Regions from separate parts of the Homo sapiens genome. Here regions 2, 3 and 4 are each linked to region 1. A link is a contact called in ENCODE Hi-C or POLR2A ChIA-PET data. All regions are on one chromosome and are shown on one strand. Each heading gives the region's core, a stretch centred on a gene start or an enhancer-like site at or near the end of the contact. The rest is flanking DNA. Distances are from core to core; before and after follow the strand shown.

Region 1 (5,214 bases), core at 761-3,260:
GCCCCAGCCTAGGCCCCGCCCTGATCTCGCCCCCTCTTCACCGTCCGGCCCCGGCCCCGCCCCGCGGTGGGGCCTCCGCAGCGACCCGCGGTTAACGCTTCCCCAGAGCTTGGGCTGCGCGGCGGCCGGGAGTCGGAGGCAGGCGGTCAAGGCCGGCAGGGCCGGACCCCCTACTTGCCCTTTCTCCCAGCAGGCGCTGGACTCTGGGGGCGGGCGTGAGCCCCTCCGTCCCGCACCCAGACCCGGGCAGCGAGCCCTATGCCTGCAGTAATTGTGGGGTTTCTGGTTTTGTTTTTTCCTTAACATCTTTATTGAGACCGTTAAGTTCACCCGCTTAAAGCGCACGATTCGGTGGGGTTTTGTTGCGAGCAACCGTGGCCACTATCTAATTCCAGAGCATTTCACCTCCTTAAAATGAAGCTGGGCCCGGCCGGGCGCGGTGGCTCAAGCCTGTAATCCCAGCACTTTGAGAGGCCGAGGAGGAAGGATCACCTGAGGTCAAGAGTTCGAGACCAGCCTGGCCAACATAGTGAAACCGCGTCTCTACTAAAAATACAAAAATTAGCCGGCCGTGGTGAGCGCCTGTAGTCCCAGCTACCCGGGAGTCTGAGGCAGTAGAATCGCTTGAACCCAAGAGGCAGAGGTTGCAGTGAGGCGAGATCGTGCCATTGCACCCCAGCCCGGGCAACAGAGCGAGACTCTGCCTCAAAAACAAACAAAAAAGAAGCCGGTCCCCATCCGCAGTGACTCGCGTTTCCCTCCCCCTCCCCCGTCCCCGGCAACCGTGCATCTACTTTCTATTCCTATGGAGTTGCCAGTTCTGGCTCTTCCTGTGAATGGATTCCCATGCTGTGTATTTTCGTGTCTGAATTCTCTGACTTTCGTCTCAGCCCGCACCCACGCTGCCGCAGTCCGCGCTCGCTGCTTTTAGGCTGAACGCGGCTGCGCCGTGCGGGTGCCCGCGCTCCGGGCGCCCCTCGCAGGTTCAGCCCCGGGTTGGGGGCGGCGCTTGCCTCGCGGCTGCGGGTCCCAGCCTGAACCTGTGTCTTGTTCCACTGCCGCGGGCGCCCGCCACGGAGCTGCTGCTTCCTAGGGAGACGGTTCCATCGTTGAAGGAACGGCCAGACTGTCTTTCGCAGCAGCGGCCCATCTGACCGCACAGCACGACCGCACGAGGGTCCCGAGCCCTGACCCTCGCAGCACTCGTCACCCCGGCCGCGTGGTTGTGGCGGTCTCGGCGGGGCAGGGGGTCCCCACGCGGGCTGATTCTAGTTTCGCGTGACCGATGGTGCTCATTAGCCATATCTGTACATCTTTTTTTTTTTTTCGAGTCGGAGTTTCGCTCTTGTTGCCCAGGCTGGATTGCAATGGCGCGATCTCGGCTCACTGCCTCCCGGGTTCAAGCGATTCTCCTGCCTCAGCCTCCCGAGTAACTGGGATTACAGGCGCCCGCCACTACGCCCGGCTACTTTTTTTGTATTTTTAGTAGAGACGGGGTTATACGATGTTGGCCAGGCTTGTCTCGAACTCCTGACCTCAGGTGATCCGCCCGCCTCGGCCCCCCAAAGTGCTGGGATTACAGGCGTGAGCCACCGCGCCCGGCCCATCTGTACATCTTCTTTGGAAAAATGTGTATCCAAATCCTTAGCCGTTTTATAGTTAGATTGTCTTTTTATTATCGAGTTATAAGAATTATTTATACCTTCTACAAGGAAGTTCATTATCAGATATAGGATTTGCAAATATTTTCTCTCATCTGTGGGTCGTCTTTTCACTTTTCTGATGGTTTCCTTTGAAGCACAGACTTTTTTGTTTGGGTGCAGTGTATTTCTTACTGTGCTTTAAAGAGGAACACGTTTTAAGAACCCCCGCGCGGGGCGGAGCAGGGCGGAGTCCCCGGCGGGAAGGGACCCGAGACCTCGGCTGCGCCTGCGCCGACGCCGGCGCGTGAGCCCGAGCGCGTACCCGGCGGAGCGCGCGCCCGCCCCCGAGTGCGCCTGCGCGGAGCTCGTGGCCGCGCCTGCTCCCGCCGGGGGCTCCTTGCTCGGCCGGGCCGCGGCCATGGGAGAGGCCGAGGTGGGCGGCGGGGGCGCCGCAGGCGACAAGGGCCCGGGGGAGGCGGCCACCAGCCCGGCGGAGGAGACAGTGGTGTGGAGCCCCGAGGTGGAGGTGTGCCTCTTCCACGCCATGCTGGGCCACAAGCCCGTCGGTGAGCGCCCAGGCTGCGGACGCGCGTGGGGGCGGGGCGGGCAACCGGCGGGGCGGGGCGGGGCCTGCGCTCGCGACACCCTCGCCCCCACGCTCCCCGCCGAGCCCGGGCCGTGACACCGCCGCCACACCCGTCCCGGGACCCCCGCCCCCTCCCACGCGCCCTTCGGACCCCGCCCCGGACCCCGCCCACGACCCCTACCCCCGTGAGACCGCGAGGTCCCAGCCCGCAGTGCCCCACCCCCACCCCCGCCCCGGGACAGCCCACCCCCTCCCACACACACCACCCAGCCCTGCCCCCCCACAGCCCCTCCACACCCTGGCCCTCCCCATCTCTCCGCAGCCACCCTTGCCCCTCCAGTCCCCAGGGCAGCCCGTCCCCTCCATCCCCTTTCTCCTCACCGCTCACCGGTTATCCCGCCGCCCCTCCTCCCCTCAGGTGTGAACCGACACTTCCACATGATTTGTATTCGGGACAAGTTCAGCCAGAACATCGGGCGGCAGGTCCCATCCAAGGTCATCTGGGACCATCTGAGCACCATGTACGACATGCAGGCGCTGGTGAGCCCAACCGCCCTCCCTGTGCCGCCCGATGGGGGCACGAACCCGCACACCGCTCTCTGAGAGTCAGCCTGAGCTGGGCAGAGGCCCCTCCATGTCTGCTGGGGTCTGCTGGGCAGAGTAGAGGCCCCTCCATGCCTGCTGGGGTCTGCAGTGAGCTCTCAGGGTCAGCCTGAGCTGGGCAGAGGCCCCTCCGTGCCTGCTGGGGTCCCCTGGGCAGAGACCCCTGCAGTGAGGCTCGTCCTTAAGGAGGACATCCCGGGGCTCCAGAGCCTGTCATGGAAAGCACAAACACAGTGCTAGCAGCTGGCTAGCTTTTCAGGGGCTCTGCTTTAGACTGGGTGCTGGGCCAGAGTCTCCAGCTGAGACCCTGGGGAGGGAGGGAAGGATGCAGAGTCCCGGGCCCTTAGGCCATTGTCAGCCTCCTGGGAGGCCCCCGAAGTGCTTTAGGCAGAGGGTGACCCTATCTGAGTCACACCAAGGTGAATTTGGTGACTTCTGTGGGAGTCAGACAAGTAGAGTTCCAGTCCTCGCAGAGCTTGGAGCTGGCACTGTGTGACGGGCGAGCGGGTTAACTAGGTAAGCAGGGTGGCCAGAAGAGACAGGTGGGTGTTCCAGGCCCTGTGGCAGCAGGAGGTGGTGGGTCCAGGAGCTCAAAGAAGGTGGTGTACTTGGAGAGTGGGGTGGGGGTCAGGGGTCAGGTGACCAGGAGGAGTGGGGACCTGTGCTGGTGGAGAGTCTGTGCCAGCCACGTTGGACTCAGGGCCACACCGGCCATCAGTATGACATAGGTCTCTCCCTCTGGTCTGTGCGACCTCAGGAGGGCAGTGCCTGGCAAGCACTCTCTTCTTCTTTGCCTGGTTCTGTGCCTGTGGCGCTCCCAACCGACACCCTCGGTGTCCATGGGCTCCTGCCACGTGGATGAGAACTCGAGGTGCCTGCGGCCTTTCCCCAGGGCTGTCACTGTGCCCTCTGCATGCCGCCTTGGGGAACGCAGTCTCATGGTGAGACTGCAGGCCGTGCTGGGCAGGCGGAGCCCACAGGTGTGTGTCACCAGGGCTGCCCGGTCCTCAGGGCCCGCCTTAGTGATGCTGGCCCCGGTGGGTCTTCCTGACTCCTGCATCTGCTGCCGCTGGTTCTGCCCTCCCTGGGTCTGTCTGGAAAGCCCAGCTGTGGCAGGCGCTGTTCACAAAAAGAAGAAATGCCCTTTGCCCTTGCCCCGCCCGCCGCAGCCTCCAACACAGTGATGTGTGCTCATTGGCCTCTCCCCAAGTGGCTCTTACACGGCTCTAGTGACTTCTTGAAACTGCATCTTCACCCTTGTTTCTTAAACAAAACTCTCTATTTGATATCAGCATGAGTCTGAGATTCTTCCATTCCCGAATCCAGAGAGGAACTTCGTCCTTCCAGAAGAGATCATTCAGGAGGTCCGAGAAGGTGAGGCTCGGGAAAGGTTGGGCTTGGGATTCAGAAAAGGCCAGACCCTGGCCAAGGGCAGGGAGGTGAGGGTGAGGACCCCGGGCCTCCAGGGAGGTGTGAGGGTCCAGCGCAGACCCCGCCCTACCTGTGCTTGGGTGGTCTTGGAACCTCCGGGATTGGAGAGGACTTTGTTTGAGAGCAGTGGCTGGACGGAAGCTGAGGCCTGTGTGGGCAGCAAGCGTCGGAGCAGTCCCTGGCCTGACCATCCCCCAGCGTCGGCCACCACCGTGGGTTTTCGGTGAGCGTCAGCTGTCTCCTCCACAGGAAAAGTGATGATAGAAGAGGAGATGAAAGAGGAGATGAAGGAAGACGTGGACCCCCACAATGGGGCTGACGATGGTGAGTGTGGAGCTCACCCTGCCCTGATGCCCTTTGGGGCTCAGCACCCCAAGACTGCCTTCAGGCAGGGCACAGTCAGGTGGGCGTAGAGCCTGCGGTGCAGAGGCCCCAGGCAGGTCATCTAGGCACAGGATGGATCCTGCAGTGCCCCCTCCCCAGGAGCTGAGTGCCTGCTCCATGTTGTAGGCCAGGGTCTGAGCGGCGGTCCCTGCAGTGCCCGCCGCAGGCAGGTCCTCAGGAGGACCAGGCCCCTCTGTGGGCCCAAATGCAAGGGGCTCCCAGCTCAGGAGGAAGCTTTGGGTTCAGAGGGTCACGTGTCAGTATGCAGATTTTTTTAACTGAACAGGAAGACAAAAATAAGATTCTGGATATTCTGTTTTCAGCCAAGTGATTTTTCGTTTCTCAGTTTTTTCATCTTCAGGGAGTTTGGGGAAAGCATCAGAAAAATCCAGCAAAGACAAAGAGAAGAACTCCTCAGACTTGGGGTGCAAAGAAGGCGCAGACAAGCGGAAGCGCAGCCGGGTCACCGACAAAGTCCTGACCGCAAACAGCAACCCTTCCAGTCCCAGTGCTGCCAAGCGGCGCCGCACGTAGACCCTCAGCCCTGGTGGCGGCAGAGAAGCGGGC
Region 2 (5,214 bases), core at 862-3,361, 420 kb after region 1:
AGTCTATTTCCATCTATTTCTAGCAGAAATTATGCTTTAATTTTAAAAGGAGTACAACCAGTATAGAACTGATGTTTATACAACTAATTAGAAGGGGGACGGGAAACTTTCAATAATTTAGGATAAATTTTAAATAAAGGCTTAATCGTAATTTGGTGAGATTAACCAAATCAAGTGTTAACACATAATGCAAGGAACACATAACCAGGGTGAAAACTGACATGGTCTAAGAAGACTTATGTGTGGCAAAAAGAAGTGGAGCCTCCAAAAGCCCAAATGCAGAATGTATGCCCAAACGTATGGAGAACGGAGGGAAGAAAACTTAGGAGGGAAGGGGCTGCAACTGAAGGACTGTTGGGAGCTATTATCTGACTCTCCACAGTGAACCCCAAATATCTGAGACAGGTCTCAGTTAATTTAGAAAATTTATTTTGCCAAGGTTAAGGACACACCCATGATACAACCTCAGGAGGTCTTGACAACATGTGCCCAAGGTAGTCGGGGGACAGCTTAGTTTTATACATTTTAGGGAGACATGAGAACCATCAATGTAAGATGTACATTGGTTTGGTCCGGAGAGGCGGGACAACTTGAAGCAGGGAGGGGGCTTCCAGGTCATAGGTAGATAAGAGACAAACGGCTGCATTCTTTCGAGTTTCTGATTAGCCTTTCCAAAGGAAGCAATCAGATAAGCATTTATCTCAGTGAGCAGGAATGACTCTGAGTTCTGTCCTTTGTCCACCAGGAATTTCCTTGTGGGCAAACTGTGGGGGAAGTATGTAACTTTTTTTGTCTTAGAAGCTATCTTTTTCAGGAATAGAATGGGAGGCAGGTTTGCCCTCAGCAGTTCTCAGCGTAGCTTTCTCCCTTTGGCTCAGTGATTTGGGTGCCCCAAGACTGGTTTTCCTTTTACACCACTTACCTTCCCACTGTTATTATGCTCAGCCAGAAAAAGCAAGCAAAGGTAAATAAAGTGCTGGGCCTTTTCCAATCTTAAAACACGATGAACCGTATTTGGTTACACCTGAGCTGACACACAAACTGGCTAAAAAAGTGTTCCAAGTAAACGTGAAGTGTCACTTAACAGTTTTCACATGAGTGCGCTCTGAGGGTTTATCCCAAGCCATAATGTCACAGGAGATGCTAACAGACTTGGAAAACGGGCTGCAACTACCGGGGATGTGGAGCTTAGCCTGCAGAACCTTGGACTGCCCCTCTCCTAGAGCAGCCCCTGCTGGGCGGAAAAAGGCAAGTCGCTCAACCCCTGCGGCCATGTCCACCCGGCTCTCCTACCTCCCCTTCCCCAAAGCAAATCCATGATCATGCGGTGGGGAGAGACGGGCCCAAACTACTCTGAGCAATCATTTATTCACTTCTTGAGAAGCCCCTGTCTTCGACCTGTCAAATCTCCCAGAATCGTCGCACAACCTCAAGTTTTATCTCCCTGAAGCTGGCGGAAGAGAGAAAGTTTCCGGTTCCAGACGCAGCTTCCTGGACCGTTCCTTCCCCGTCCTCCTCCACTCCAGCCCGCGCCGGCCGTCCCGGGACTCCGCTCACCTTTATTATCTTGTCCTTTTGTTCTCTGCACCGCCGCAGGCCGGGACGTGGGGTACACACAACCCGGGGGAAGAGGGAAACACAAAGTTATTCACCAGAGAACTGGTCTCCAACGGGCCGCGAGCTCCGCCGGCCCCGACGCGCGGTCACGTGCGACCCCGGCCCCGAGACCCCGGTCCCGCCTGGGCCCGGCCTCCGCGACCCCGGGCTCTGCGTTCCAGCCCCAGGACCTCAACCCAGACCCCGCGCCTCGGCCCCGGCCGCGGCCCCTGTAACCCGGCCCCGCTACCTGGGTGTCCACGCTGGTGGCCGACATGCTTCATGAACAACTAGACGCGGGGCCGGGGCGCCCGCCGGCTCGGGCCTCCCCTAGAGGCCGGGCCTGTCACCCTAGCTCGCGCGGCCCCGGGCCCCGCCGCCAATTCCCCGGGCGCCGGCCGGGCGGCGGCGGCGGCTGCTGGGCGCGCGGGCCCCTGGCGAGGCGGCAGCGGCGGTGAGCCCGGGACGCGGACGCACTGAGGAGGCGTCGACTCCAATGGCGGCGGCGGCGGCGACAGCAGCGGCGACGGCGGCGGCAGGGGACGAGACTGCGCGGCGTCAGCGTGCACGCGGGGCAGGCCGGGAGCGCCGCGCCGGGCCGCCACACTTCGCGCCTGCGCGCTCCCGTCTTACGGGATGGATTTCGCTCTCAGGTCCCAGTCTCGTGCGGCGGGGCGGGGACCGCAGCCGGCTGGGCGGGGAAGCCCTGAGCCGGGGAAGTCACGTGGGGCGTGTCCGGAGGCGCCGCGGGGCCTGGCGGGAAGGGGCTGGCGGGCTGCTGCCAGGTGTACAGCCGCCCACACACACCCCGGCCACAGCCGCACCCCCGACGCGCTACCGGCACTGAGGCCTCTGTAGTTTTCCCCAAGGTCCGAAGACTAAACGCTGTTCTGGTCCGACAGCTGGGCTACGGGTCTGTCCGGGGTCGGTCTGCCCTTCCCCCGCGCGCAAACACCTGCCCGCCCAGAGCTCCGAGCCCCCGCGTGTTCCAGGTCGCGCGCCTCGGCCCTTGCCGCGGGACCTGCGGGCTTTGTTCGCTTTGCGGCCCTGGCCTTCAGCCGCAGCGGAGCCCTGGGCCCGGTCCCGGAGGTCAGCTGTTGTGTGGATGCACCCCTGGACCTGCGAGAGGCTCGCCGGCTTATAACCAAGTTCTCATGTTAGATTCTTGACCCCGATTTCATCACCAGGAGGAAAAGCAGTGCTCTGTGCCCCAGCCTAGGCCGGGCCAGGGGACTTGTCATCTTTGTTCGAGGATGGACAGCCCCTTCTTAGCAGCAACTGTGCAAAGAGAGCCCAGTTCTCAGTTCCTAACCCCTCAGCATCCCCAACCTGGACGCCCTTCTGGTCAAGGTGTTGAATTTCGCTCCCTGCAGCCAGTATCCAATCCTGCCACCCTTGTGGCTAACTCCCTACAGAGGCTTCCAGGTTGATATTTTTCTTTCCAGCTCTGGCAGCTGTAACATCTTCACGTGGCCTGGATCTGGGTCCTGCTAAAGGAGAAAGACCTGGAATGGGGTGTCAGGCAGGTTGACGTCAAATGAGTGTTTTCCACAAAGTGGGCCCGGGCAGATGCGCTAAGCAGGGTGAACAGTGACAGCAGGGACGGCAATGGAGTCCCAAGACGGCTCCAAGCCTGGACATCCGCATCAGTGGGGTAGCAGACAGCCTCTCACACTGCTGCAGGAGGAGGTGGAAACTGCCCCCAGCAGGCCGGTCAGCCACAGAGAGGACTGCTGCTCCAAGTTGCTCCAGGTCTCCCTGGAGCCCTGCCTCGCCTAAAGCTGGGGAAAGCGGGCTGGGCTTGTTTCCCTGGAACAGAGCTGGGGGATGTCTGGTGCCCTGAGGATGAATCTGGATCCCCTGGGACTTTGATGTGTTTGGGCCATGGGCAGACATCTCAGGCCAGGATGAAATCTGTGCATTTGGGGTACATCCGAAAATGAACAGCACGTTTCCAGGATGGTGGCCCACATGGAGAAGATGTGTGGGGATTGTAGGGACAGTGGGGTCCCTGGGGGCACCCTGCCACCTGCTTCTGTGTGATAAGGCCTGCGCATCCTGGGCAGGCCCTGAGTGCCTGCTTCCCAGGACACTGAACTGTTTGGCGGCCAAGACTGCAGCAAGGGGGTGTCTGGGTGGTCAGAGTAGACACTCGGACTCTTGGAGCCCCTGTCTGTCTTCTCACCCAGCTCCCATCCCTGGGCCAGGACGGTGCAGTGGTCACCACTGGAGTTCAGAGCCTCACAGCCAGTTACAGGGCCTTCAGCCTCAGGCCTACTTTCCTCCTCCGTGGTGGGTTAATTACTCCCCTTTCACAGGATGAGTGTGTGGAAGAAACTGGGTATGCAGCCCTTGGCGTCAGGCCAGGGCTCTGTCAACACTGGCTGTTACCTGCTGCCTTCACCCACAAATGCCCAGCCAGTCACAGGAGGCAGCACTGGCCCTGCGGGAAGTGGCCACTCCGAGCTTAGGGGCCTTCTTAGATGGCTGAGTGCCGGCAATGCAGGACCCTGGAGGTGTTTCAGTTTCCTGGAGCTATCTCAACAAAGTACCCGGAACTGGGGGGCTTAAAATAACGGCAATTTATTCTCTCCCAGTTCTGGAGGCCAGAAGTCTCAGATCAGTATTGCTGGGCTGAAGTGGAGACAGAAGCTCCTTCCAGGGCCCTCGGGGAGGATCCTAGCCTCCTCCAGCCTCCGGTGGAGGCCGCAGCCCTTCCTGGTCTTTCCTCCTCGCCTCCGTCACCTCATGGCCTTTTCCTCTGTGCCTGTGTCTCTTCTTATAAGGACACTCATCTGGATTTAGAGCCCACCCTAATCCAGGATAACCTCATCGTCTTGTGATTATATCTGCAAAGAACCTATTTCTAAATAAAGTCACGCAGGTACCAGGTGGACATGAGTTTTGGGGGTACACTCTTCAGCTCACTACAGAGATCACTGGGGAGGCCTCACAGTGATGCCTATGGAGAGATTTTGGAGGGTGACTCCTGGGGCTGAGTAGGTTCTACTCACAAATGTAGATGGAAGGAGAGGCCCCCACAGTGAGGCCTGAGGAGGCACCACCATGCCAGCCTAGCCCCACTGGCCAGGGAAGAGGCTGGCAGGATCCCACAGCCACTGCCCGGACCCACCCAGGCTTTTGCTGTGAACTCCAGAAGGCTCCATGCTGACCCTGACATGGAAGGAGACTGGGGGCTGCCCAGGGGCAGGACAGGTCTGGTTGGCGGGAACAGGGGGCCCTAAAGTGAATTGAATGCAGGGGGTGTGGCACCAGCAGGGGGTGCTGAGGTCCCCAGGCCAGCTCTGGGGGGAAAGCCTTTATCTTGGCCAGGCCTGAGGACCTGGGAGGGTGTCACAGAAAACCAGGAGTTGAGCTGCCTGTAACCTTGGAGGGCCACGTCCACTGCCCAGCCTGCCCAGGTTCACACCCCAGCCCAGCTCTCGGCCAGGAAAAGGGAGGTCACCCAGCACCGAATGTCAGGGGACAACTGTCTCTCCCTCACAGGGAGCAGGCAGCTCCTCATGTCATGGATGGAAACGGATCAGAGGGCTTTGGCCACTCCTCTGGGTGGCCCAGCGGTCTTGAGACAAAGCCTGCCATTTCTAAGCCTGTGCC
Region 3 (5,214 bases), core at 1,197-3,696, 360 kb before region 1:
CCCTCCCCAGGTGAGCCGCTGCTTGGGGTGAGCATGCTTCCTGCTGGATGCTTCTCTATGTAAGCACCTGCCTGAGTGTCAGCCCTCTTAAGGTGAACCGCTCCGTGTCATTCGTACATTCACAAGTTTGTGCCGCCATCATCGTGATCGGATTCCAAAACATTTTCATCACCTCCAAGAAAGCCTTGTACCTGGCAGCAGTCACTGTCTCTATGGATTTGCTTATTCTGGACATTTCATAAAAATAGAATCAAACAGCATTTGGCTCTTCGTGTCTGGCCTGTTTCTCTGAGCACGATATTTCGAAGATTCAGCTGGGTCTCGCTCCTGTTCCTGGCTGAAGCTGAATAATATTCCAGTGCACGGCTGGACCACAGTCATCAACTGACGGACACTTGGTGGTCTCACATTTCCACTGGTGTGAATAGTCCTGCTGTGAACATGCGTGTGCGAGATTTTGGTTGAACACTTGTCCTCAGTCCTCTTGGGTGTGTATCTAGGAGTGCAATTGATGGGGCTTATGGTAACCCTAAGTTTAACTTTCGTTTACTTTTTTGAGACAGAGTTTCGCTCTTGTTGCCCAGGCTGGAGTGCAGTGGCACGATCTCGGCTTACTGCAACCTCTGCCTCCAGGATTCAAGTGATTCTCCTGTCTCAGCCTCCGGAGTAGCTAAGACTATAGGCATGCGCTACCACGCCCAGCTAATTTTTGTATTTTTAGTAGAGACGGCGTTTCACCATATTAGTCAGGCTGGTCTTGAACTCCTGACCTCAGGTAATCTACCTGCCTTGGCCTCCTAAAGTGTTGGGATTACAGGTGTGAGCCACCGCGCCCAGCCACTGTAGTATTTTTAAGAAGTCTAAATTAATGGGAAAAATTCACAATGAACCAAATAACCAAGTTTTATATAAAGACAGGATTAGGGTGAGGCAGGCGAGTCCCTTACTCTTGGGGCTGTGAGAGTGTGGGGTGGAATCGGCTCCAGGGTCCCAAGGTGTGGCCGGAGAATGGGCCTGGTAGGGAGACCTGGGCATGGTGCCCGTCTCCGGCCTCTGTCCTGTAAGGGTTTGCCTATGCCTCCGCCTCATCAGATTGCTCTAAAGATAGGACACAGCAGCACACGGGGCCCAGGCTGGGGTGAGTGGACCCCTCCCTGAGACCTTCATCTGCCACCGAGGTGAGGACAGCCATCAGCCTCCTCAGAGCCTTAGGGTCTGATCCCTCCTGGACCGGCCCACAGATCCCCAACGGACTGGAGTCCCCTGTGGCTGCTCCCCTCCCTCTCCCAGCCAGCTCTTGGGCATCCAAGCACCCCTCTGCAGGGAAGCCCTCCATGACTGTAGGTAGGTCAGGCCTTTTCCCAACAGGCCTGTAAGATGCAAGTCTTGGGTAGAAACTGTGTATTGGCTCAGGGGTCTTCAGGGTGCTACCTTCTTGAGACAGGAAGTGTTTGCCCGTTCATTGCTGTCTTGGCCCCTGGCATATGGTGGTACTTCATAAACATTTCTTCCTTTCTTTTTCTCTGAGGCAGGGTCTTGCTCTGTTGCTCAGGCTGAAGTGCAGTGGTAAGACCATAGCTTGCTGCAGCCTTGAACCCCTGGGCTCAAGTTATCTTCCTACCTCAGCCTCCTGAGTAGCTGGGACCATAGGTACACGCCACCATGCTTGGCTAAATTTTTAAAAATGTTTTGTAGAGATGGGGGTCTCTCTTTTCTGCCCAAGCTGATTTTGAACTCCTGGGCTCAAGCGATCCTCCCGCCTCGGCCTCCCAAAGTGCTGGGATTACAGGTGTGAGCCACCGTGCCTGGCCCTGGTGGGTTGTGTCTTACCCAGAAAACTCAAGTGCTAAGAGGCAAAGCCTAAAGGTTCCTCTGGGCTGAGACGGGATGGGCCCTGCTTGGTGAGAACTGGGGAGTGGTTTAGGGGAGGGCTGTGTTTCCTAAAGAGCCGACAGAAGCCTTTTACTCTGGCTAAACTATTTGTTCCTATACCTTTGTTAAATATTATGAAAATGAGGGTACCTGTGGAATGGGGACCCTGTGTGTGGAACTGGGGGGATGGCTGGGAGGGGTCTTCCCAGGCCAAGTCCTGGTTGGGCTCTTGCCTGGGATGTGTGGGGTGGAGGCTCCGGGGAGGGGGCAGAGGTGCCTGGGGGTGAACCAGCGGGTACCCCGGGCCATTTTGACCTCTGACCTCAGCTTCCTTTTTGAGACAGTGGGGCTGCCTTGGTGCCTCTCTCCTGGAGGGTGTGGGTTAAATGAGAGGGGTTCTGTGCCAGGGCCCAGGGCTGTGCCACTCACTGAGGGTCCTAGCGACACTCCTGAGATGGTTCTTATTTTGTCACCATTTTCCAGGGCAGTGCCAGCCTTGGCAGACGGGCCGGACAGAGGAGGGATGATGGCTCAGGCTGGCAGGGGCTGCCACGGGGCAGCGATGGCCACCTCGAGCCTGGCCAGTGCTTCTGGACTTCCTCTCTGCTGACTTTGTTCCCTGGCTAGAAACAGTTGTGGCAGCGCTCCCAGACCGGGCGTCTGCACGGAGTGGCCTCAGCTTCCTTGAGCTGTGGGAATTTAACGAGAGTAAAATGGGACCATAAATCTCTGTCGGTCGGGATAACTTGATCCGTGATTTTGGAGGGCAGGCCGGAGCAGGGACAAGGAGGTGTCTGTGATGGGAGCGATCCCCGGACTGAGCTGGGCTGTCTGCTGGCACGTCACAGATAATAAAACCGCGTCGTCCTGCAGCACACGGAGACTGTGTCAGATCGAGATGTCATAACCTGTGCCTTGTGGCCAGGAGCCTGGTGTCGGGGAGGCACGGTCCATACATCACAGATCCCACGCACATCATAAAGATACATTAATGGTCTATGTGTCTTTAAAGAAATACTAATATTGTTGTTTTATGAGAAACTAGAGTTGAAAATATTAAAAGTCAGAATTTTATGGCCTAAAAGAAAGTTAAATGATGAGGATGTGGGAAGGGAGACTGAAGTATCCGTCACCGCCCGAGCCAGAGTCCTGGATGGGGACATGGCGGGGGAGGGGCCGCCTGGCTTTGATGAACTTGGCCAGCTCTGGCAGCCTCTGTGTGAACCTTCGGCTCAGTTAGAAGCTTCCTCCTTGGGAAGGGTTTGGAAAGCCGAGATAGAGGACGAGGGCATTGGGGTTGTCCAAACAGTTGCATGGCTCGGCAGTGGGACACATGGCAGGAACAGGGCCTCCAGGAAGCCCAGGCCCTCCTGTTTTGGGGCATGATCAGGGAGCGTGGATGGGGACACCCAGAGGACTCGGTCTCACCCAAGCCCTTTCCAGAAGGAAATCCTCCTGGCTTGCCACATGCTCCTTGTCGGATGACAATTTCCTCTGGTGCAGGTTTAAATTTTTATGTGACAGATCGGCTTGAATGACCCTTGGAAAAGGAGCAAGTGAAGGGGCAGTGGAAGGCACCGTGGATGGCACCGTGGATGGCACCATGGATGCCTGGGGTGTCAGGGGCGAGGTCCTGGCCTGAGCCATGCAACCACATGTGGGGCCGAGTCCCCCAGACCCAGGGACCAGCTCCTTCCACCCTGGAATCTGCGTGCAGCAGGCGCTGATGAGCGTCTGTGGACGAGGGATGGATTGACCTGGGTGAATGCGCCTGTGGGCGAGGGATGGACTGATCCCTTTTCTTCGCTGGCTGTGCCCCTTACCCACGGCTGTGCTCTGTGCTGGAGTCAGTGGGGAATTCGGGGCCTGAGGGCTCTTTGCAGCTCTCTCTTGCCCCATTGTGCCTGCGTGAGGACCCCTGGGACACGGGCACACCCAGGGTGAGGATCTGCCAAGGCTTTGCTCAGGGTTTAAGATGCTTATTACTAAGGTGAGATTTCCATGAAATAAAATCACTCATTTTAAGGGAGTCAGTTCAGGGGTGTTTAGCGCATTCACTCTGTCATGAGCCAGCACCTTGACCTAGTTCCAAAACATTTTCCTGCCCCCAAAAGGAGACCCTGTGCCCATTAGCAGGTCCTCCCCATCCCTCCCTCAGCCCTGGCGACACTGCCCTGCTTCTGTCCCCGGATTTGCCAGCTGGGTGTTTCGTGTCACCGTATCCACGCCACGTGCAGTCTCTTGTGCGTGGCTTCTTTTCCTGAGCACTGTGCTTTTGAGATTCACCTCCATGGTAGCTTGCACCTGTGCTTCGCTCCTGTTAAGTTCTGGGCTGCATGGACGGACTGCAGTGATCTGCTCATCCGCTGATGGGCATCTGGGTGGCCTCCACTTTTGGCTGGGAAGAGGCTGCTGTGGGTGTCCAGGCACACTCCTGCCTTCGGCTCTTTTAGGTGTTTTGCTCAGGATTTGAGACACGTTTTCTCTCCCTCAGAGGAGCACCTGTTGAAGAATCATGACCTCTATCGAGCATTTACCTGGTCACGGACATTTTGCTGAAGAATTCACAAGTTCATATAAGGACACGCTTCATCTCAAGTGTCCAGTTCAATGAGTTCTGACAGATACGGACAGTCGTGTGACTCCAGATCACAATGTAGGACGTTCTGGTCACCACGGGCTCCTGGATGCCTCTTCCTAGTGAGTTTCACCCCATGCCCTGCTTTCTATTGCAGGAGATTAATTCTCTTATAGGATTTTGTATAAATGGAACCACACTGAGGCGGGAGGTGGGACTTGACCCTAGAGACAGGGCTGAAACTCTGGACCAGATTGAAGACTGGCTGAGACAGGGAAGAGGCATCTCTCCATAAGATACCCACCAGTGCCAGGCCAGTTTACCATTGCCACGGCGACACTTGGGAGTTACTCCCCCTTTCCATGGTGATGACTTGGAAGTACCACTCTTTTTCTAAAAATTCAGAATGCAGGTATGAATATGAGTGCAGCACTGCCTCTGAGCAGCTGCTCTGGGCTCGCTGCCTGTGGGGGAGTCCTACCTCACAAGGAGGGGTCCCTCTGCTGCTGCTGTGCACGGCCGCTTCAATCAAAGCTGCTAACGCCACCGGCTCACCCTTAAATTCTTTCCTGGGCGAAGCCAAGAACCCCTGTGGGCTAAGCCCCAATTCTGGGGCTCACCTGCCCTGCAGTGGTGCTCTGTGTGGCTCTGATGTCTGCCAGAACAATGGACTGGAGGCCTGTGTGTGTGGCACATGTGCCTTGTGTGGGTGGCACTCTGCTCACCCATTCACCTGCAATGGCCGTCTGGGTCATTTGCACTTT
Region 4 (5,214 bases), core at 2,715-5,214, 310 kb after region 1:
GGGGGACGTCTGGCTGCCCCCACAAAACAGCAGCTCTGAGCATGTCTAAGGTCAGCCCCTCCCTGCTTTCCTTTTCTCCCTGATCAAATTCATGTGGCTTCCACTCAGCCCCTTCTTCCGGCTCTTACTTAGGAATGCAGATCTACCCCAAACCCCAACACACACTGGAACCCTCAAGGTCCCATCCTACTGAAAGCCAGGTAGCCGGTGCAGTGAGCAATGGACAGATGGATGGATGATGGATGGTGGATGGATGATGGGTAGATGGAGGAATGCATGATGGATGAATGAATGAATAGATTAATGGATGAATTGAGTAGATAGATGAATTGATGGATGGATGATGGATGGATAAATGAATGGATGATGGATGAATAGATTAATAGATGAATGAATGAGTGGATGGATGGATAGATGGGTGAATGCATGGATGGATCATGGATGATGGATGGATGACAGATGCATGGAAGGATAGATGAATGAAAGAATGGGTGAATGGATTAATAGATGAATGAATGAGTGGGTGGATGGATAGATGGGTGAATGCATGGATGGAACATGGATGATGGATGGATGACAGATGCATGGAAGGATAGATGAATGAAAGAATGGGTGAATGGATTAATAGATGAATGAATGAGTGGGTGGATGGATAGATGGGTGAATGCATGGATGGATCATGGATGATGGATGGATGACAGATGCATGGAAGGATAGATGAATGAATGAATGGGTGAATGAATTAATGGATGGATGAATGGATGACAGGCTCTCCATGAGCCGCTCTGCTCTCCTCCATGGCCTCCTGCTCACTGGCCCCTATATCTCACATCCTACTTCCAGTTTAATGGAGACAAGAGTGTCCTCCCCAACCCAAGTTCTCACCCCCATCCCTTCCTCCCTCAGACCCACCTGGAAGAGCTGCTTCTCTTCTCTTGTAGAAGTCTCCCATCCCAAGGAGGTGCCTGGTCTTTCCCCTCAGGAAGGCACCTGGTCCTTCTTCCTCCCTTCCCTCCTGGGAGACATCTGGCCCTTCACCTCCCCCTGCCCCTTCACCTCCTATCAAGGCAGCTCCCTCAGTATTTTCTGCAGACCTTGTTTGTCTCCTGTGACGTTCATACCCTCCCGTTCCCACAGACATTCTTCCATGTCCAGCCCAGACAGAAGGAGGTCCCCCCCTGCCGGATGGATGATTGAGGCTGCCTGTGTGTACACGTATGACTGAGCAATGGACGGAGGTGTCTGTGTGCAGCAGGCATGTGGCACGACCTCGGAAGAGGGAACAAGACAAGATGTCCCCCAAGGTGCCCATGAGGACCCTCCCTGGGCAGCTGGACTCCAGCCCACCTTGGGCTGCAGTGTGCATTGGGGGTGGGGCCAAAGACCCCTCCACATAGAGAAGGCAGCCAAAGGGAGGAGGGAGTGGTCAGAAAAGGTTGTCTCAGCCAGGGAGCGGCTCCACCCTCTCCTGAGGACGCCTGACCTCAGACGTCAGCTCCCGTTAGAGACCCCCGTATACCCCCTGCCTAGAGCCAAACTCTGAGAGTCTCTGGATGGACTGAGGGGTGGGACAAGGAAAAAAAGGAAGGAGGGAGGGAGAGAAGCAGCAAGGAGGGGTCGCCTGGCCCGGCTCCCCCAGTGAGGAAAGGGGCTGTGGCACAGAGATTCCATCTGCAGGGCTGGGGGCAGCCGAGAATGGCACCTCCAACGCCCACGGCAGGGGCCCACCCGCCTGCCTCCTCCGGGACCACCGGGCCTGGCTCCTCTCACAGACTCTTTGAGAGCGTATTTGTGAAACGTAGCATATTGTGGGTGATTAGATTTAAATTTCAATACACTTTGTTAAAAATAGAGTTGGCTCTCGCCAAGAGGAGGCCGCAGGAAGGGGCTCTCAACGGCTCGTCTTTGGAATATTAATAGTATGGAAATGTTATTAGAATAATTTTTCATCATGAATAATAAATTAATGGAATAATTCGGCAGCGCCACGTGACATACCCTGCTAAGAGGGGCTTTGTTTTAACAGAATGGGGAGGGTGGGTTTGGGGTGTGGGGGAGGGCAGAGCTGGGGGAGGGTCCGCCCAGGGCAGGCGGGGTTGGGTGGAAGTGAGTGAGGTGCCTGAAGAGATGAAGGCTCCGGAGGCATTTGGGGAGGAGGACAGAGACCTGGGACCAAGTCCTCAGGCACTTTTAGCTTCATGTCTCAGCCAGGGTTCTGGCCCTGGCCGGCTCCTTCCCACAGAAAAGCTGGGAAGAGATCTTGGTAGGTGTCCGGCCCCACACACCATCCTGCTGGGGGTGGCTGGGTTGGACTTCACCATCCCCACAGCCCTGCAGCCTCCCCTCCTGCATCTTTCTCCTTGGTAAATGCCAGGAACCTCAAAAGCACCCAGAGGCCCAGAGAAATTGAGCACACAGGGGTGGGGAATTCAAGAGCAGGAGCTGTTTCTAGGGCCCCAGGGGCAGGGCCAGGGTCTCCTGGTCATTTCTGTGCTCGGGACCCCTGCTGCACCTGAGCTCACTGTGGAAACTGCCTGAGGGGGCCACACGGAGCTGATGGGGACAAGCATGCAGGGTGGGCACCCTTGTGGGCTCAGCTTGGTCCAGGGTGTCCACTGGGGGACGGGGAGGGAGATGGAGCACCAGGGAAGAAGCGTCTCTTCATGTGGTCAGCGCCCCCTCCTTCTCCCCACTCCCTCCTTTTGCCTCCCTTCCTGCTGCTGCCTGCACGGTGAGAACAGAGATGAGATGGCCCCTGCCCGGGAGCAGTCAGCGGCACCACAACCCTCCCAGGCCAACCCAGCTCCTGACAGAGAGGGAGGGAGGCAGCCTGGGGCTGGGGGCCCTGGCAGCAGTGGCACACGGAGTGTGCACATGGATCCTAGTCAGCCTTTTGCAGGGCGCTGAAGCCAGTGGGGGCCCCCAGGGAGGTTTTGGGGGAGTGTTGAGGGGGCCTGAAGGGTTCCGCTCCTCCCACCCAGGGAACCGCCATGCCACTAGTGGGCTGTCCTGGAGACTCGGGGAGAAAGCACACAGGCTGTCGGGAAAGGTGGGTCGCAGGCGGGCAGGGCAGCCCTGCTGTACTGATGGGCAGGCGCTGGGTGGGTGGAAGGCAAAGCCATCAGGTCATCCCCCTCTCTGTCCCTGCATTGGGCCAACCAGGTGTGTCAGGAGGATATTTGACCATTCCTGAGAGGCACATTCTCTCTCTCTCTCTCTCTCTCCCTCTCTCTCTCTCCCTCTCTCTCTCCCTCTCTCCCTCTCTCTCCCTCTCTCTCCCTCTCTCTCCCTCTCCCTCTCTCTCTCCCTCTCCCTCTCTCCCCCCTCCCTCTCCCTCCCTCTCCCCCTCTCCCTCTCCCTCTCTCCCCCTCCCTCTCTCTCCCTCTCTCTCCCTCTCTCTCCCCCTCTCTCTCCCTCCTCTCTCTGTCACACACATTTGCACATCCTGCAGTGTGAATGGAGTATGAATGTGTGTGGTAGGCGACAGCTGTGTGTGTACGTCCGGGTGCGTGTGTGCGTGTGTACATGTGAGCGTGTGTGCACGTGAGTTAGAGCCTGAGTGTCCCCTGCGTGGGTTAGTGTGTGCGCCCGCCCGGTGCCCTCCGTCTTGGGAGTCTGGGCTGCTGCTCCGCGGGCTCTGGAGCCGGCGCTCCCCACGAGCCCGGACTCTCCGCCGCGCCCGGGAGCTGCGCAATCGGCTGCTAAGACGCCGGCGCCACCGGCTGGGCCCTGTTCTCCCCTCTCTTTTCTACAGTCTTACCCGCAGCTGACAGGGTTCGAAAGAGCATGAAACGGAGGAGACGTTACAGCAACGTGTCAGCTGAAATGATGGGCGTAGACGCACGTCAGCGGCGGAAATGGTTTCTATCAAAATGAAAGTGTTTAGAGATTTTCCTCAAGTTTCAAATGAGGCGAATCCCGTTTTCCGCGATGCTGCAGCGCGCGGGTTTTAACCGCAGGGTCACGCGGAACGCCGCGCCGCGCGACTGTGCCTCGGTCTCTGCGCCCGGCTCTCCCTCCGGTCCGCAAGAGGAGGAAGGCCCGCGGCGTGCCGAGGTCAGCGGCGCGGAGCCACCAGGCGAGACGGTCACGGACGCCTGAACCGAGGTCACCGAGGCCACGGGGCCGGGAGGCCCTCAGCAGAGCCCGGGGGCTCCGCACCTCAAGGCCGGCCAGGAAGAAACAGCAGCAGGAGCCCAGGGCGCCCCGGGGAGCCCCCGACACGCGGGCCGAGCGCCCAGAGCGGCCCAGGCCCTCGCGAGGAGACCGGCCTCCCCAGGGCGGGGCTTCCGACTCGGGCGCCCGTGAGCCCCGGAGGCGGCGCGAAGGGGCAGAGTCCGCGTTTCTAACCAGCCCCCGGGTGGGCGGTGGCCCGCGCGGCACGGTGGGCGCGAGCGCCGTGGGCTGGGGCCGGCCTGGGCTTTCAGGGCGAGGGCTTTCCGCGCCGGCCCCAGCCCACCCGGCCCCGCTGCGCGCCCCTCACGCTGCAGCCTGGGAACCTGGGCCGGGAGCTGCGGGCCGCTCCGGGGAAGCGGGCCTGACCTCCCCTCCCCACCGCCGCCCCTGCGGTGAGATCCTGCCTGCCGGGGCGCAGGGGCCCGCGGTTGGGCTCCGGGAGACGGAAGAGGCCCCACAGCTCGGGCCCCACGCAGTGGACGCTGCCACTTAATTTTGGCGTAATTGATGTCAAGGCGGGTGCCCGGGCCCCCAGTGAAATGCCTCATGAACTCGCTGCGAGGAACGGCGCTCCACGCGGTGCACGGTGGCCAATCAGAGCTGCCGCTTCTGATGGAGGCTGAGCCGGCTGGGGAGGCGTCTTGGCCAAGAACCAGCCCCAGCCTCGCTCAGGGCCCCAACCCGCAGACCATGTAATTAAGCTGCGTTCTGCAGCCAGGGCAAGGTGCGGAGGGGCCTGTTTCTAGCATTGGGGAGGAGGAAGTGGGGAGGAGGGAGCGGGGAGGAAGGAGTGGGGAGGAGGGAGCGGGGAGGAAGGAGGAGTGGGGAGGAGGGAGCGGGGAGGAGGGAGCGGGGAGGAAGGAGTGGGGAGGAGGGAGCGGGGAGGAAGGAGGAGTGGGGAGGAGGGAGCGGGGAGGAAGGAGGAAGGAGCGGGGAGCAGAGGAGCAGAGCGGGAGGGAGGATCGTCGTGCAGGGGGCCTTTGTGGATGAGGCTGGGATGTCCCTGCCCCTCCGTTCCCTCCAGAGTCTCAGCTCTGA

Evidence for each region. A loop is a pair of places that touch in the nucleus more often than their neighbours do. ChIA-PET counts read pairs that join two places held with the same protein, here RNA polymerase II (POLR2A). Pooled maps may share reads with other maps.
Region 2: a map of ascending aorta shows a loop between it and region 1 (4-fold over the local background). The contact joins the promoter of YTHDF1 here to the promoter of MRGBP in region 1. A Hi-C loop is called at or near these places in 3 of 168 maps with a recorded cell type or tissue (ascending aorta, gastrocnemius medialis and naive thymus-derived CD4-positive, alpha-beta T cell), 2 of 37 single-sample maps with no recorded cell type and 12 of 50 pooled maps. POLR2A ChIA-PET finds 5 or more read pairs at or near these places in 1 of 52 experiments (BJ).
Region 3: POLR2A ChIA-PET joins it to region 1 with 10 read pairs in Caco-2. The contact joins the enhancer-like site here to the promoter of MRGBP in region 1. A Hi-C loop is called at or near these places in 1 of 168 maps with a recorded cell type or tissue (PC-9) and 2 of 50 pooled maps. POLR2A ChIA-PET finds 5 or more read pairs at or near these places in 1 of 52 experiments (Caco-2).
Region 4: a loop to region 1 is called in a pooled map, with 12 times the contacts of the local background. The contact joins the promoter of HAR1B here to the promoter of MRGBP in region 1. A Hi-C loop is called at or near these places in 5 of 50 pooled maps. POLR2A ChIA-PET finds 5 or more read pairs at or near these places in 2 of 52 experiments (CD4-positive, alpha-beta T cell and naive thymus-derived CD8-positive, alpha-beta T cell).

The regions. Positions count from the first base shown.
Region 1 is chr20:62,794,463-62,799,676 of GRCh38, forward strand. It overlaps MRGBP (MRG domain binding protein), which reads left to right and starts at 2,011. Exons shown (of 5, transcript NM_018270.6): 1 at 2,011-2,209; 2 at 2,648-2,769; 3 at 4,125-4,206; 4 at 4,513-4,587; 5 at 4,994-5,214. The coding sequence starts at 2,062. The coding sequence ends at 5,181. RefSeq lists silencers at 1-316, 1,778-2,317 and an enhancer at 608-1,154.
Region 2 is chr20:63,214,020-63,219,233 of GRCh38, forward strand. It overlaps YTHDF1 (YTH N6-methyladenosine RNA binding protein F1), which reads right to left and starts at 2,112. Exons shown (of 5, transcript NM_017798.4): 1 at 1,847-2,112; 2 at 1,558-1,582. The coding sequence starts at 1,873. RefSeq lists silencers at 1,985-2,054, 2,185-2,464.
Region 3 is chr20:62,431,250-62,436,463 of GRCh38, forward strand. LOC105372710 (a long non-coding RNA gene) reads left to right here. Exons shown (of 4, transcript NR_187662.1): 4 at 11-260. Among named protein-coding and RNA genes, the nearest start is that of RBBP8NL, 6.3 kb to the left of the region's middle. Within about 2 kb of position 2,447, at least 4 of the 41 ENCODE cell types and tissues checked have a DNase peak (open chromatin) inside an H3K27ac peak, as active enhancers do.
Region 4 is chr20:63,098,355-63,103,568 of GRCh38, forward strand. HAR1B (highly accelerated region 1B) reads right to left here and starts at 3,965. Exons shown (of 3, transcript NR_152601.1): 1 at 3,761-3,965. HAR1A (highly accelerated region 1A) reads left to right here and starts at 2,938. Exons shown (of 2, transcript NR_003244.2): 1 at 2,938-4,900; 2 at 5,201-5,214. RefSeq lists a silencer at 4,014-4,403.